Linked DNA regions of Homo sapiens: region 2 is linked to region 1. Evidence: read pairs that join two places in POLR2A ChIA-PET (ENCODE). Cell type or tissue: OCI-LY7. All regions are shown on one strand.

Region 1 (8,000 bases):
TCTGCTTTTTTACAAATGAGAAGACCCGGTATATAAAGTGTAACAAATATTTATAGAAAGCCACTTTTTATGAAGAAATCTTTTTAGATATTCTATAACATTACTGTCTTTCAAATCAATAAGTAACTGGCTAATATTCCAATAGAAAAATGAGCAAAGAACACAAAAGGTTAATTCACAAGAGAAGAGATCCAGATGGCTGATAAAAATATAAACTAGCTCACAATCCCACTAAACCAAAGAAACACAAATTAAACCAAGTATAAAATACCACTGATTTTTTAACCTACCAAAGTAAGCTTTTAAAAAGTTATAAAATTCAGGTTTGGCAAAGGCATTGTTAAATGGGTGCTCTTGCCACTGACAGGACAACAAATTGATAGAAACTTCCTAGAAGGCAGTTTGGTTCTAGGTATCAGGATTCTTAAAATGTTCATATGCTTAAAAGAAAAATATAAAATTTTATTAATTTTTCCTAAGTGTAGAATTATTTATACCAGTATAGAATTAGAAACGATGTAAACATTCAACAATAATATAATAACTTCATAAATTATGATATAGCCGTAAGTGGAATGCTCTGCAGCCATTAAAAACAGTGTTTTCAAATAATCTATAACCATATAGGAAAATCTTTACAATGGACCAAAAAAAAAAAAAAAAAAAAGGGCAGGGCCTGAAACTGTCCATATAGTTTGATTCAGGTTTTATAATCTCGCACACAAACACAAAGGAAAACACACTGATACATTAAGTCTAAGTGTGATTCTCTCTGGGTGATTATCATATCCACTTAAAAAATGTTCCTAAATTTAAAGAATCTTAAAATCTTAAGATCTTTGGATTTATTTTTAAATTACAGTAAAAATTGGAAACATACTTTGTGTACAGGTAAAATATAACTGCTTTGTATAAGTTCCTTACAGCTGCCATAACAAATGACCACAGATATGGTGACTTAAAAAAACAGAAATTTATTGTCTCACAGTTCTGGAGACCAGAAGTCTGAAATCAAGGTGTCAGTAGGGCCATGCTTCCTCCAAAGGCTCTGGAGAAGAATCCTTCTTTGTCTCTTCCAGCTCCTTGTGGCTCCAGCCACTCCTTGGCTTGTGGCTGTATACCTCAAATCCCTGCCTCTGTCTTCACATGGTCTTCTCACTTCTCTCCAAGTCTCTCCTCTGTGTTGCTTATCAGGACACTTGTTACTGAATTTAGGGCCCACCCACTTAATCCAGGATAATCTCAAATTGGCATCCTTAATATAATCAAATCTGCAAATACTCGCTTTCCAAAAAATGTCACATTCACAGGTTCTAAGTGTTAGGCAGTAGACTTATCTTTTGGAGGACTATCATTCAACCTGGGGTAGGAAGTGGGACTGGACTCTGGAGGCGGTGCTCTGACACCAGACCAAATTGAGGGACTAGCTAAAACAGGTGCGTGGCAGAAGCACCTCCCGCTAAGGCACGCCCAACAGTGTGCTGTGTCAGTTTACAGTTGCCATGGCAACACTCAAAGGTTACTGCCCCTTTCCATGGCAATGACCCGACAACCTGGAAGTTACCATCCTCATCCTAGAAATTTCTGCATAAACCACGCCTAAAAGTGGGCATAAATATGAATGCTGCACTATCTCTGAGCTGATGCTCTGGGCACACTGCCTATGGCGTAGAACCTCTGCTGCTGCTGTACACCGCTGCTTCAATAAAAGTTGCAGTTTAACACCACTGGCTCACCCTTGAATTCTTTCCTAGGTGACGCCAAGAAGGCTCCCAGGCTAAGCCCCAATTTGAGGGCTTGCCTGTCCTGCATCAAACCTGCTATATACTGTAAGATGGTAGTTTTACTTACAAATGTCAAACATATAAAAAATATTTGTGTTTCATTTAGGACTCTTTTAACTGCAAGTAACAGCCCAACTCAGGCTGGATTTAAAAAAAGGAAATTGTTGGTATATCCAAATGTGCTGCATCTGAGCAGGCTGCAGAGTTTAGGAACCAAACACTATGGCTAGGACCATTTTTTTTCACTCTGTGTGAGTCGTAGCTAATTTATTCCTTAAAGGTGGCCAGCTGGCTCTGGCTCAGTGTGCTGCTGGATCTAGCTCATATCAACTATTCAGAGAAAATTGTTAAATTTTCAGAAAGTTTGTGAATCTATTGTTAACACAGCCATTATTTGAAAAAAATAAATTATATAAGATTATAATTCAATAAATTATATTTTTAAAATGTTATAAATACTCAAAATTCATGTCTTCCTATTTTACATTTTATATTTTCTATGCTCTTGAGGTGAGTTTCATCTATTGTACTTACGTCTACAATGGAAATACTATGATGGTCAGCAACATTATGTTAGAGCTTGAAATCAGCATGACGGAAGTGTTTCCACCACACGAATTGGCAAATGCTACAAATCAGAGTTGTTTTTCGAGAGCCAGTTGTTAAATATTCACCACCACCATTCCAGCTGCCCCGGACTCACAGCCCCTCAGGTTCAAGTACAGCAGGATAAAGATGGCACCCTCAAAAGTAATGAGATTCACCCTGATTGGATATTTTGTCTGTCTTTCCATCTCTGAGCCAAACACCAAAGCCAGAGGGAAAGTAATACCCTATCCTCCATCCTAGAGCTAGGTTAGTACACACCCAAGCCTATATATATAGGGTGATCACTCCATGACTATCAGGAGATGTCACTGGAAGAAGGGAAAAATGGCTGCTGGGGAAACGTCAAAGTATATCCACCATAGTTGTCAAGCAGTAGCTTACACATGGTCTCAAGGGCTCCTTCTTTCATTCCTCATTGATAAGAGGCATGTGGTTCTGGACCAATGAAGCTCTGGTAAATGGGGTGAGATGGGCAGGTTCTGGTGCAGATCTCTTCCCCATAACCCCCAACCTCTCTTTTTGGTGGGATGATGTCCCCGCTGTCTTCTCCCTCAGGCCTGTTTTTTTTTAATGCTCACAGCTTGGCTCCAACTTAGATGAATGGAGCATGCATTTATAGGTTGTGTAGGTTCCTGAGATTTTTTAAAAAATGAATTTATTTCTTCCTTTTGAGGGGTTCCTAGTCAAATGGAGGAGACATATACAAATAAATAATAACCAAATGATGTAAAGTGTGCTTTCACAGACATATGGAAAAGCTGCACTGGGGAAGTTCAGAAAATTAGGGACAGACTCCCAGAGAAGAGGACATACGTGAGCTGGACCTTTACATCCAAATAGGTTTCCTGTGTGGCTAGAGGAGCACAGAGAAGATGTTCCATTCCAAAGGAACACAGAGAGCTAAGGTACCACAAGGTCACCTGGGTTCCTTTACTCCACCCTTTTTCCAACACCCTAGACACCCTAGAAAGATTTCCCTTCCTCTCTCACTCTCTTTACCATTCTGAGCCAAAATAGAACCCAAACATGGGAGCGACACAAAAGCACTGCTGAATGCAGACTGGTGTGGAGGATGAAGAACATGCCCAGGCTTTAAACTGAACACGCAAAGAGCCTGGGCCATTGGAAGGACCCACAGGCACCTTGGAAATCCCCAGCTGCCTCCACCACAACATCAGGTGAAATCCATTCCTCTTCCAGTATAAGCATTCAAGGCCAACCATTCCTTGCTTTGTTAGCTTTTCTTTTTGGCTCAATTACTGTATCAGCACAGAATCATTTTCTATTTTCATCTCCAGGGCAGACGTTTCTCCAACAGTCTTTTGAGCCTGGGGACCAAAACACCATTTATAGCTTTGCTTCTATGGGAAAAAGTGCTTTTAAGTACCAAACAACTGACTTACAAATAAATGATTAAACTCAACTGCCCTTAAGCAATGAGCTTCCTGTAATGTTTTGCACAGTTCAGTGCCAAAGGCTAATGTGTGTGTGTATGTATGTGTGTGTGTTTTAACATTTCTAAATATGGGCGCCAGGTGTTGCATTTTCAGACTGACCGAGTGTAACTTTTTTCTTCTTAAAGCAACAGAGTCGTTTTTTTTTAGTGAACATGTATCTGTTTAAAAGAAAAGGTGAAAGAAATGGCAGGGGCCACAAAAGAAAAGCAACACTGAAACTTTAGTGGAGAAAGATATATTTGCACCATATAAGAAAAGAGGTTAACTTATTTTTAAAACTTTATTATTACAGATTAAGGCAAGCCTGCAACCATAGGGAAAGTTCAAAGATCAAAACCTCCTGCACAGCTTGGTTTTACTTTGAGTCCAGCGACCCAAAGAGATCTCCACGATGAGGTTTCTAGTCTCTTTCAAAGCAAGCCCAGATGAACAAAAATTTTAAAAGCATGCTGTGAAGATAGTACATAAACTGTGTCCCCGATAAATCAGTATCAGGGTGACCCCATCAGAAGGAGTGACCATGCAAATTGCTTTTTTGCATCAAAAGAAGACGACAGGGCTTAGTGCTTGATTCATTTCAATCTCCCACTCCTTGATTCCTCTCTGTTTCTTTTCTATACCCTTGACTGATCTTCTGTTCTCAGTCTTTTCGTTTCTCTCTCACTTCCTCTAACAGCAGGATATGATATAGTGAGAATTAATACTCCCAAACAAAAAAAATTAACTATAGTTTTTTTTATCCTTTCAAAACAAAACCATTTCTTTACTGCTGTTCTTTCAAGATTCATGATGTTTGTGTATACTGGCATGATGAAGCATTTTTCCCTGTATGCATTGGTATATGATTTTTCTATATCCCTGAATGGTAGGTATTTTAATAATACTGATAACTATCAAATTTTTTAAAACTTGCTTGTGGCCAGGCATGGTGGCTCACGCCTGTAATCCCAGCACTTTGGGAGGCCGAGGTGGGTGGATCACCTGAGGTTGGGAGTTCGAGACCAGCCTGGCCAACATGATGAAACCACATCTTTACTAAAAATACAAAAAATAAGCCGGGCCTGGTGGCAGGCGCCTGTAATCCCAGCTACTCGGGAGGCTGAGGCAGGAGAATCACTTGAACCCAGGAGGCAGAGGTTGCAGTGAGCCGAGATCAGGCCACTGCACTCCACAGCGAAACTTCATCTCTAAATAAATTAATTAATTAAATTAAATTAAAACATAAAAACTTGCTTGTGTTTTTGAACAAAGTCCAATATTTCATGGAGAGCAGGACTGGCTATGTATGTTGTGAGATCCAGTGCAAAATGAAGATGTGAGTCCCCTTCTTCAAATTGTGAGACAAGGTGAGAGTCTTCTGAATGTAGGGCCCTCTGTGACTGCACAGGTCCAGGTCCATGGAGCGGGCTCTGTGGGTGGGTTTTTATTCATGAGAGCACACACACACGGACACACGTACAATTCTCTAGACTAGTATAGAATTAACCAAAATTCACCATGAAAATTAAATCACGTGACCCCCATCAAAAAGGCCAAAGTATCCTGTGCTGGTTTCCAGTATACTTCTTGAGAATTCACTTACCATCATTGACAGAGAGAAAATATTGTTGTAATTCGTTACAGCACCAGGACCAACTGATGAGTGGGATGTTTTGGGTAACTTGTTTCCAAATTTTTAAAACTTAATAAGCATACGCAAAATGTGCTCGACAGAAAAGGAATTTTAGAGCCACCTTTCCCTCAGGGCTGGGAGCATTTGTAATACTGCGTGTGGAGGGCTCCAGCGCAGGGAACCATGATTGACAGCAGCCACCATGTGATGGATGGATGACCAGATTGATGTATTGATAAGGCCAGGCTTGCAGAAGAGAACTCTGAAGAGCAGGTTTTTCTGGTTCCAACAAATTAAATCACAGTCACATTTTTCTTCAATTAGTGACCCATATCTGTTTTCACTTTCTCCCAATCCTTCTGCTGGTCCCATGGATGCCCCCTCCCCCTTAAGCCCCCACTCATTGTCCCCACCCCTTGTCACCTGGACATTTTTCCTTCCCCTGTGATAATGGAGTCATCATCCCATGTCCTTTCTTGCAAACTTGACAGGGTATTAGAGGCATCTTCTTCCTCCTAGGCTTCTGTTGCCTTTGAAGTGAGGTAGAGCATTTGTCTATGGGATGGGGAAGAGTGAGTGTCCAGATTCCAGTTGCACCTCTCGATTGCAGACAATTTCTACTGCATCTCCCAAGGGCAAACACAAGTCACCATCATGAATTTACACTTTGTTCTCAATTGCCCACTCCAACCTCCTATCTAGAGTCACATAAGCATGAGAAATGAATGTTGTCTCATTCAATCTTTATAATCCCTTGGGCACAGATGAGAAAAAGGCTTTGGAGAGGTTAAATAACTATTAATAAGAAGAGGGATTGTGATTCGATCACTGCATTAACTGACTCTCACCATTCTTCTGTACTGTCCACAAAACTTTGCTATAAATTATAAAACAAAAGTTTAACTAGATAATCATTATATATACAAGATTCTAAATAAGCTAATTCACTCTCCCTATGGTTTCCTATTTTCTACCTCCTTCCAGATCATTCTTCCAGGTGCGGCCTCAGCTCCCTCTCCCTCGAAACCCAGTGGATGATTCTAACTTCCCGGTCACCTCTTCCTTTCCTACCAACCCCCCACTGCCACTCAGAAGCTGTCAGAAAACACATTTAAGCAAACTAAAAATAGCAAACCCAGAATACTCCCCAGCAAGGAGAAAGAAGCTAATCATCTTCAAAGAAGCTGAAAGGATTTCAAGAATGGTGAAACATTCACAAATATAGAATTGTGTTGTATAAGTTAACTGGCAATGCTGTACCACCTTGTAAAAATTCAGATAACAGCTCATGTGCCTGTAGTCCTGTACAGTTTATAAAGCACCAATGCACTTTAACTGCACAGCATATTATGGCATAGATGCCATTATTAGGTCCATTTTTACAGAGGCGAAAGCTGAGGCACACAGCAGTTGCATGACTTCCCCACAATTAGTCAATATGAGAAGTGAAGTCAGGTTTTCTAACTTAAGAGCCTGTGTTGTTTCCACTCTCCCACACAGCTATTTGTTGAATTAAATTTTCAGATCAATGCACTTTTATTTCTTCTTTTTCCAAATAACAACAGATACAATTCAGAAAGAGCTAAGAGCCTCATCTAACATTCTGCAGCTTAGACCTCCTCCTGCTGCCAAATTTAGAAGTCATGGACCTTCGTGTATTCTTTCAAAAGTTAACTAGGTTTTAAATAAGTGGAGAAAATATGGATTATTTAATAAAAGAATCTAGGACAAGTAGGAAGCTACTTGGGGGAAGAGAAACTTGGATCCAATACCTCACTTGTTACACAAAAATAAATTCCAGTGGATTAAAGATTTAAATGTGAAAATAAATCCCTAAAAAACCTAGAAGAGAACATCATTCCCATCCCTCACCATCCCACTCCACCCCATCCCACCCGCTGCTGCTTAGGGTTTAGAATCTCTGAGTGGGAAAGGGCTAAGTATGACACAAACAGAGAAGCCATAAAGAATAAGATTGATATATTTGACTACATTTAAAAGATCTGCATGTTTAAAAGTCACCACCATTAACCAAGTCAGAAGTCAGAAAACAAATCGGGGGAAGTATTTGAAACCTATACTCAGGAAGAAGACTAATTTTGTCATATATAAGCAAATCACACAAATAAATAAGGAAACACACACACCCAATAAAACATAAGCAAAAGATAGAAAGGATGGTTTATAGAAATACTCGTAGCCCTTAAATAGATGAAAAGATGCACAACCTCACTCATATTGAAGAAAAAGCAAATGAAAACTCCACTGGGATAGCTTCTTCTACATTTCATATTTGCAAGCAACCCAAAGTTTGAGAGTACACCATGTGTGATGAGCGTGAGACAACGGGCCCATCACCTCTCCGGTGTGTAATCTGAGTGTAAACTGGTACATTGTCAATGGAGAGCAATTTGCAGATTGGCAATAGCTATACAAATTTAAATGCACATATAGAGGATTTAAGCAAATTATCTGTCATCAAAATGCCATCAAGTGTAAATGATAGAACTTGGATTTGACTCCAAACCCCATGCTATT
Region 2 (8,000 bases), 110 kb before region 1:
GTCTATGATATTTTTGTTATAGCACCCAGAGCTGATTAAGAAATGTACACTTCCCAGCTCATTCTATGAGGCCAAAGACATCTAAAGAAAATTTCCTTATGAATATAGATGCAATAAAGACTAGTAAATCAAGCCTGGGGACATATAAAAATAAGTCACTGCAAGACATTAGTATCTGGGCCACCACTTTGTACTTGGGGCAATTCATGCCTTACATACCCACAGGATGGGTCCTGATTGCCAGCTGGGTGATGAGTAATCTGGTCCCAAAACCTCATCTTTACTTCCTGCTTTCTTGGACTACTTTAGGTACTAACTCTGTCAGTTGGGTCTTCTGGATAAGATGCTGACGTGGAGTTTGGAATGCAAGAAGTTTATTGGGCAGTAATGCTTGGGAAAATTTAAAGGAGAGGAAGGAGGATTGAGTTTAAGAAAAGCCAGCAAACCATAAGGCAGGTCTGATAACTGGAGAAAGAAAGGGGTTGGTGAGTGGAAGCCACATTGGTTATAGAGAGTCTCAGATTGTCATGCATCTCATATACAGTCAGCCAACCCAATGGGTATTTCAGGTCAAAGTCTGTCTTTTAGAAGAGTTCCATGTTGGGCAAAAATGTAGACTGAAGGGTGCTCAGGAAGACCATATATTTGTCTTGAATCCTGAGACAGATGCTGAAAGCCCTAATAGCTAGTGGCTGTCAACCTAATTGCACTCCTTGCAGCTGAATTACAAGTATTCCCTCCCTGCCTCCCTCCCTCCCTTCCTTCCTTCCTTCCTTCCTTCCTTCCTTCCTTCCTTCCTTCCTTCCTTCCTTCCTTTCTTTCCTCCTTCCTTTCTTTTGTTTTTTAGAGATAGGTCTTACTCTATCTCTCAGGCTGGAGTGCAGTGCAATCATTGTAACCTCAAATTCCTGGGCTCAAGCAATCCTGCCTCCTGAGTAGCTAGGACTTCAGGTGCATGGCACCCTGCCTGGTTATTATTATTTTTTAAGTTTTTGTAGAGACAGGGTCTATGTTGCCCAGGCTGGTCTCAGACTCCTGGCCTCAAGTGATCCTCCTGCCTTGGCTTCCCAAAGCAATGTTATAGATGTGAGCCACTACACTCAGCCTATAAATTTTTTCTTGAAGGGAGATCCAAGCTGTACACTTCCATGAATGCCACACTATAGGGCAATATTGAGTAGTAAAACATTTATGTAACTGGAGTCCCAGAAAAGGAGGAGAAAAGGGAGAAAAAAATATTTGAAGCAATAATAACTGAAAATTTTCCTTAAATTTTATGAAAATGATAAACCTAAAGGTCCAAGAAGCTACATGAAGCCCAAGCGGGAAAAGCATGAAGAAAACCATCCCAAACACATCATAATCACATTTCTGGCTGAGTGCCTATAATCCCAGCATTTTGGGAGGCTGAGATGGGAGGATCACTTGAGCCAGGAGTTTCAGACTACCCTGGGAAACATAGTGAGACCTTGTTTCTACAAAAAAACAAAACAAGGGTGGGCACAGTGGCTCATGCCTGTAATCCCAACACTGGGAAGCCAAGGCAGGAAGATCACCTGAGGTCAGGAGTTTGAGACCAGCCTGACCAACATGGTGAAACTCCATCTCTACTAAAAATACAAAAATTAGCTGGGCGTGGTGGCAGACACCTGTCATCCCAGCTACTCAGGAGGGCTGACGCAGGAGAATCACTTGAACCCAGGAGGCAGAGGTTGCAGTGAGCTGAGATCGTGCCACTGCATTCCAGCCTGGGTGACAGAGCGAGACTCTGTCTCAAAACAAACAAACAAAAAGCAATAAAAACAACTTAGCTAGGTGTAGTTGTGCATGCCTGTAGTCCCAGCTACTTCAGTGGCTGCAGTGGGAGGATACTTGAGCCCATGAGGTTGAGGCTGCAGTGAGCCATGATCATGCCACACTGCACTCCAGCCAGGGCAACAGAGTGAGTCTCTGTCTCAAAAAAAAAAAAAAAAAAATCACATTTCTGAAAGCAAGTTATAAAAAATTTAACAGAAGCCAGAGGAAGAAAGTACACATATGTGTTGAGAAACAAAGATAAGAGTTACTGCAGACTTACATCAGAAACTATGCAATCCAGAAGATAGTGGAATGATATTTTTAAAATATTGAAGGGAAAAATAAGTCATCCTAGAATTCTATGTCTAGTGAAATCATCTTTCAAGAATGAAGACAAAACAAATACAGTTTAACATAAGAGAAATCCAAGATAATTCAGCACAACTGCGCTACCTTAAATATTAAGAGAAATTTTTTAGATAGAAGAAAAATGGTATCTTATCTACACAAAGGAATTAAGAGCACTGGACTTTTCCCTCATTGTTTAATTTCTTTTAAAGAAAATCATTGAAAGCAAAAATAATAACATATTATAGGATTTATTACATGTAGGAGTAAAATGTATGACAACAGTAGCACAAAGGCAGGGAAGGGGAAATGGAGGAGTACTGTTGTATTTGAAGATAGACTGTGATAAGTCACATATGTGTATTGTATAGCCTAGAGGAACCATTGTAAAAAACATGTAATTACTAAGAGAATATTGAAGATAAAATAGATTTTAAAACCTCAAGCCAACAGAAGGCACAAAATGGAAAACAAAAACTGGTGGGAAAATATAGAAAACAGAGATGGCAGCTTTAAACCCAATTATATCAATGTTATAAACACTCCAATTAAAAGGCAGAAATTTGTCAGGATGAAAAAATGTAGACCAGAAAAAAATGATACTAGGGATAAAAAGAAATACCTCAATGATAAAGAGTTCCATTCATTAAGAAGACATAACTATCCTAAAAGTCTATGCATATAGTACCAAAGCTTCTAAATACATGAAGTAAAAGCGACAGAACTATAGAGAGAAATTGACAAATCTACAATTATAGTTAGCTATTCCAATACTCCTCTCTCAGTAATTGATAGAACAACTAGGCAAAAAGAAATCAGTAATGACATAGAAGACTAGAGCCATATTATCAGTCAACTTGAACTAAATGATTTTACAGAACATTCCATCTGAAATTAGCAGACTATGCCTTCTTCACAAGTCCATGTAGAACATCCACTAAATTTACAAGTTTCAATAAATTTAAAAGGATTGAATTCATGCAGAGTATGTTATATCCTTAACAGAATTCAATTAGAAATCAATCTCAGAACAATCCTTGGAAAATTCCTGAATACATGGAAATTAAACAGCCCTTTTATGATTAACCCATGAGTTAAAGAAGAAGTCACAGGGGAAATTTAGAAATATTTTTAAGCGAATGAAATTGAGAAATCTATATTACAATTCATTGAATGTTACTAAACCAGTGTTTGGAGGGACATTTTAAACTTCAGATACTTGTATTAGAAAACAATAAAGGTTTACAGTCAATTATGTAAGCTTCCATCTTAAGAAAGTATGGAAAGAAGAGCAAATTAAACCTAAAATGAGCAGAAGAAAGGAAATAATAACATTATTTATGGTAATCAATGAGTAGAAAACAGACAAACAATAGGGAAAATTAATGAAATGAAAACTTGGTTCTTTGCAAAGGTCAATAAAATTGATAAACCTTTAGCTAGATGAATCGAGAAAAATGTTAAAGAGGGGACATTACTACAGATCTGACATATCTTAAAAGCATTATATTAGAATATATATTAGACTATGTTATACAAATAAATTTGGTATCCTAGTTGAAATGGACAAATTCCTTGAGAGACAAATTAACAAAACAAAAATAGAAAATCACAATAGCCTATATCTATTAAAAAATTGAAATCATAATTGAAAACCTTCACACGAAGAAAGCTCCAGCCCAGATGGCTTCATTGGTGAACTCTATCAAATGTATTAGGAATAAATAATATCAATGCTGCACAAATTCTTTCAAAAAATAGGGGAATATTTTTATGTCATTTTATGAGTCCAGCACTATCCTGATACTAAAATTTGATGAAGACATTGTAAGTAAAGAAAACTACAGACCAGTGTTCCCTATGGATGTCTATGTTAAAATCCTTAATGTATTAGCATTAAAAACCCAGCAATATATAAAATGGATACTGTATGTTAAATAGGGTTTACTGCAGGCAAGAAAAATAAAATATTCACAATACATATGTCTGTCAAGGGACTTATGTCTAGAAAATATAACATTTTTACCATTTAATAAAAAACCTAATTTTTAAAATAGACAAAGGAACAGATTCCTCAAAAAAGAGGATATATGGGCACATGAAAAGATACTCAGTATCATTAATCATCAAAAAATTGCTAATTAAAGCCACAATAAGATACTACTACACAGCTAGTAGAATGGCTAAAATTAAAACTGACAGTATCAAGTACTGATTAGGGTGTGAAGCAACTGAACTCTCATACATTGCTGATGTCCCCATAGAGTTTATCCAAAGTACACCCACTTTATAAACATTTTGGCAGTTTCTTATAAACATGTATTTTCTATGTGACCCAGGATTATACTCCTAGATATTTTTTCTAAGAGGAATGAAAACACAGAAACTTCCACACAAAACCCTAACATACATACTGACAGACATACAGCAGGCTCAATAAATGTTCACTGGTTGAATGAAAAAATAACACTTTTGAATCTTTTACAATTCTTCTTCTTCTTCTTCTTCTTCCTTTTCTTCTTCCTCCTCCTCCTCCTCCTCTCCTCCTTCTCTTTCTCCTTCTCCTCCTCCTCATCCTTCTTCTTTTCTTCTTTTTTTCTTCTTCTTTCTTTCTTTCATTTTTTTTTTTTGACATGGAGTCTCGCTCTCTAGCTCAGGCTGGAGTGCAGTGGCACAACCTCGGCTCACTGCAACCTCTGCCTCCTGGGTTCAAGCGATTCTCCTTATTTGGCCTCCTGAGTACCTGGGATTACAGGCAACTGCCATCACGCCTGGCTGATTTTTGGTATTTTTAGTAGAGAGAGGGTTTCACCCTGTTGGCCAGGTTGATCTCAAACTCCTGACCTCAGGTGATCTGCCTGTCTTGGCCTCCCAAAATGCTGGGGTTACAGGCATGAACCACAGCTCCAGCCTCTTTTTTTTTTTTTTTTTTTTTTTTAATAGAGATGAAGTGTTGCTATGTTGCTAAGCCTGGTCTCAAATTCCTGAATTCAAGTGATCCTCTGCCTTAGCCTCCCAAAGTGCTATAATTACAGGTGTGAGCCACTGTACCCAGCCTTGAGCTTTCACAATTTTTTCATCTTTTTTTTTTATATATACTTTAAGTTCTAGGGTACATGTGCACAACGTGCAGGTTTGTTACATATGTATACATGTGCCATGTTGGTTTGCTGCACCCATTAACTCGTAATTTACATTAGGTATTTCTCCTAATGCTATCCCTCCCTCCTCCCCCCACCCCACAATAGGCCCCAGTGTGTGATGTTCCCTGCCTGTGTCCAAGTGTTCTCATTGTTCACTTCCCACCTATGAGTGAGAACATGCGGTGTTAGGTTTTCTGTCCTTGCGATAGTTTGCTCAGAATGATGGTTTCCATCTTCATCCATGTCCCTACAAAGGACATGAACTCATCCTTTTTTATGGCTGCATAGTATTCCATGGTGTATATGTGCCACATTTTCTTAATCCAGTCTATCACTGATGGACATTTGGGTTGGTTCCATGTCTTTGCTATTGTGAATAGTGCCGCAATAAACGTACATGTGCATGTGTCTTTATAGCAGCATGATTTATAATTCTTTGGGTATATACCCAGTAATGTGATGGCTGGGACAAATGGTATTTCTAGTTCTAGATCCTTGAGGAATTGCCACACTGTCTTCCACAATGGTTGAACTAGTTTACACTCCCACCAACAGTGTAAAAGTGTTCCTATTTCTCCACATCCTCTCCAGCACCTGTTGTTTCCTGACTTTTTAATGATTGCCATTCTAACTGGTGTAAGATGGTATCTCATTGTGGTTTTGATTTGCATTTCTCTGATGGCCAGTGATGATGAGCACTTTTTCATGTGTCTGTTGGCTGCATAAAAGTCTTCTTTTGAAAAGTGTCTATTCATGTCCTTCACCCACTTTTTGATGGGGTTGTTTGATTTTTTCTTGTAAATTTGTTTAAGTTCTTTGTAGACTCTGGATATTAGCCCTTTGTCAGATGGATAGATTGCAAAAGTTTTCTCCCATTCTGTAGGTTGCCTGTTCACTCTGATGGTAGTTTCTTTTGCTGTGCAGAAGCTCTTTAGTTTAATTAGATCCCATTTGTCAATTTTGGCTTTTGTTGCCATTGCTTTTGGTGTTTTAGTCATGAAGTCCTTGCCCATGCCTATGTCCTGAATGGTATTGCCTAGGTTTTCTTCTAGGGTTTTTATGGTTTTAGGTCTAACATGTAAGTCTTTAATCCATCTTGAATTAATTTTTGTCTAAGGTGTAAGGAAGGGATCCAGTTTCAGCTTTCTATATATGGCTCGCCAGTTTTCCCAGCACCATTAATTAGGGAATCCTTTCCCCATTTCTTGTTTTTGTCAGGTGTGTCAAAGATCACATGGTTGTAGATGTGTGGTGTTATTTCTGAGGCCTCTGTTCTGTTCCATTGGTCTATCTGTTTTGGTACCAGTACCATTCTGTTTTGGTTACTGTAGCCTTGTAGTATAGTTTGAAGTCAGGTAGCGTGATGCCTCCAGCTTTGTTCTTTTTGATTAGGATTGTCTTGGCAATGCGGGCTCTTTTTTGGTTCCATATGAACTCTAAAATAATTTTTCCAGTTCTGTGAAGAAAGTCATTGGTAGCTTGATGGGGATGGCATTGAATCTATAAATTACCTTGGGTAGTATGGCCATTTTCATGATATTGATTCTTCCTCTCTGTGAGCATGGAATGTTCTTCCATTTGTTTGTGTCCTCTTTTATTTCATTGAGCAGTGGTTTGTAGTTCTCCTTGAAGAGGTCCTTCACATCCCTTGTAAGTTGGATTCCTAGGTATTTTCTTCTCTTTGAAGCAATTGTGAATGGGAGTTCACTCATGATTTGCCTGTCTGTTATTGGTGTATAGGAATGCTTGTGATTTTTGCACATTGATTTTGTATCCTGAGACATTGCTGAAGTTGCTTCTCAGCTTAAGGAGATTTGGGGCTGATACAACGGGGTTTTCTAGATATACAATAATGTCATCTGCAAACAGGGACAGTTAGACTTCCTCATTTCCTAATTGAATACCCTTTATTTCTTTGCCTTGCCTGATTGCCCTGGCCAGAACTTCCAACACTATGTTGAATAGGAGTGGTGAGAAAGAGGGCATCCCTGTCTTGTGCCAGTTTTCAAAGGGAATGCTTCCAGTTTTTGCCCATTCAGTATGATGGTGGCTGTGGGTTTGTCATAAATAGCTCTTATTATTTTGAGATATGTTCCATCAATACCTAGTTTATTGAGAGTTTTTAGCATGAAGGCTGTTGAATTTTGTTGCAGGCCTTTTCTGCATCTATTGAGGTAATCGTGTGATTTTTGTCTTCTGTTTATGTGATGGATTATGTTTGCTGATTTGCATATGTTGAACCAGCCTTGCATCCCACGTATGAAGCCAACTTGATCATGGTGGATAAGCTTTTTGATGTGCTGCTGGATTCGGTTTGCCAGTATTTTATTGAGGATTTTTGCATCGATATTCATCAAGGCTATTGCTCTAAAATTGTTTTTGTTGTGTCTCTGCCAGGCTTTGGTATCAGGATGATGCTGGCCTTATAAAAAGTGTTAGGGAGGATTCCCTCTTTTTCTATTGATTGTAATAGTTTCAGAAGGAATGGTACCACCTCCTCTTTGTACCTCTAGTAGAATTTGGCTGTGAATCTGTCTGGTCCTGGACTTCTTTTGGTTGGTAGGCTATTAATTATTGCCTCAATTTCAGAGCCTGTTATTTGTCTATTCAGGGATTCACTTCTTCCTGGTTTAGTCTTGGGAGGGTATATGTGTCCAGGAATTTATCCATTTCTTCTAGATTTTCTAGTTTATTTGTGTAGAGGTGTTTATA

Evidence for each region. ChIA-PET counts read pairs that join two places held together with the same protein. Peaks named below come from ENCODE experiments on the same cell type or tissue, not always from the same donor. Only the 100,000 strongest peaks of a DNase experiment are listed, where the experiment ranks them.
Region 2: POLR2A ChIA-PET joins it to region 1 with 10 read pairs; 2 of 35 experiments call an interaction of 5 or more read pairs at or near these places.

Annotation. Positions count from the first base shown.
Region 1 is chr10:96,284,042-96,292,041 of GRCh38, forward strand. No RefSeq gene overlaps it. Among named protein-coding and RNA genes, the nearest start is that of DNTT, 16 kb to the right of the region's middle. RefSeq lists enhancers at 3,436-3,655, 4,166-4,335. In OCI-LY7, no CTCF peak of the experiment used is centred here; DNase peaks (open chromatin) are centred at 1,470, 3,910, 4,460, 6,863 and 1 weaker place; H3K4me3 peaks cover 6,056 bases; H3K27ac peaks cover 7,305 bases.
Region 2 is chr10:96,175,122-96,183,121 of GRCh38, forward strand. It overlaps a transcript of ZNF518A not described here. Among named protein-coding and RNA genes, the nearest start is that of ZNF518A, 49 kb to the left of the region's middle. In OCI-LY7, no CTCF peak of the experiment used is centred here; no DNase peak of the experiment used is centred here.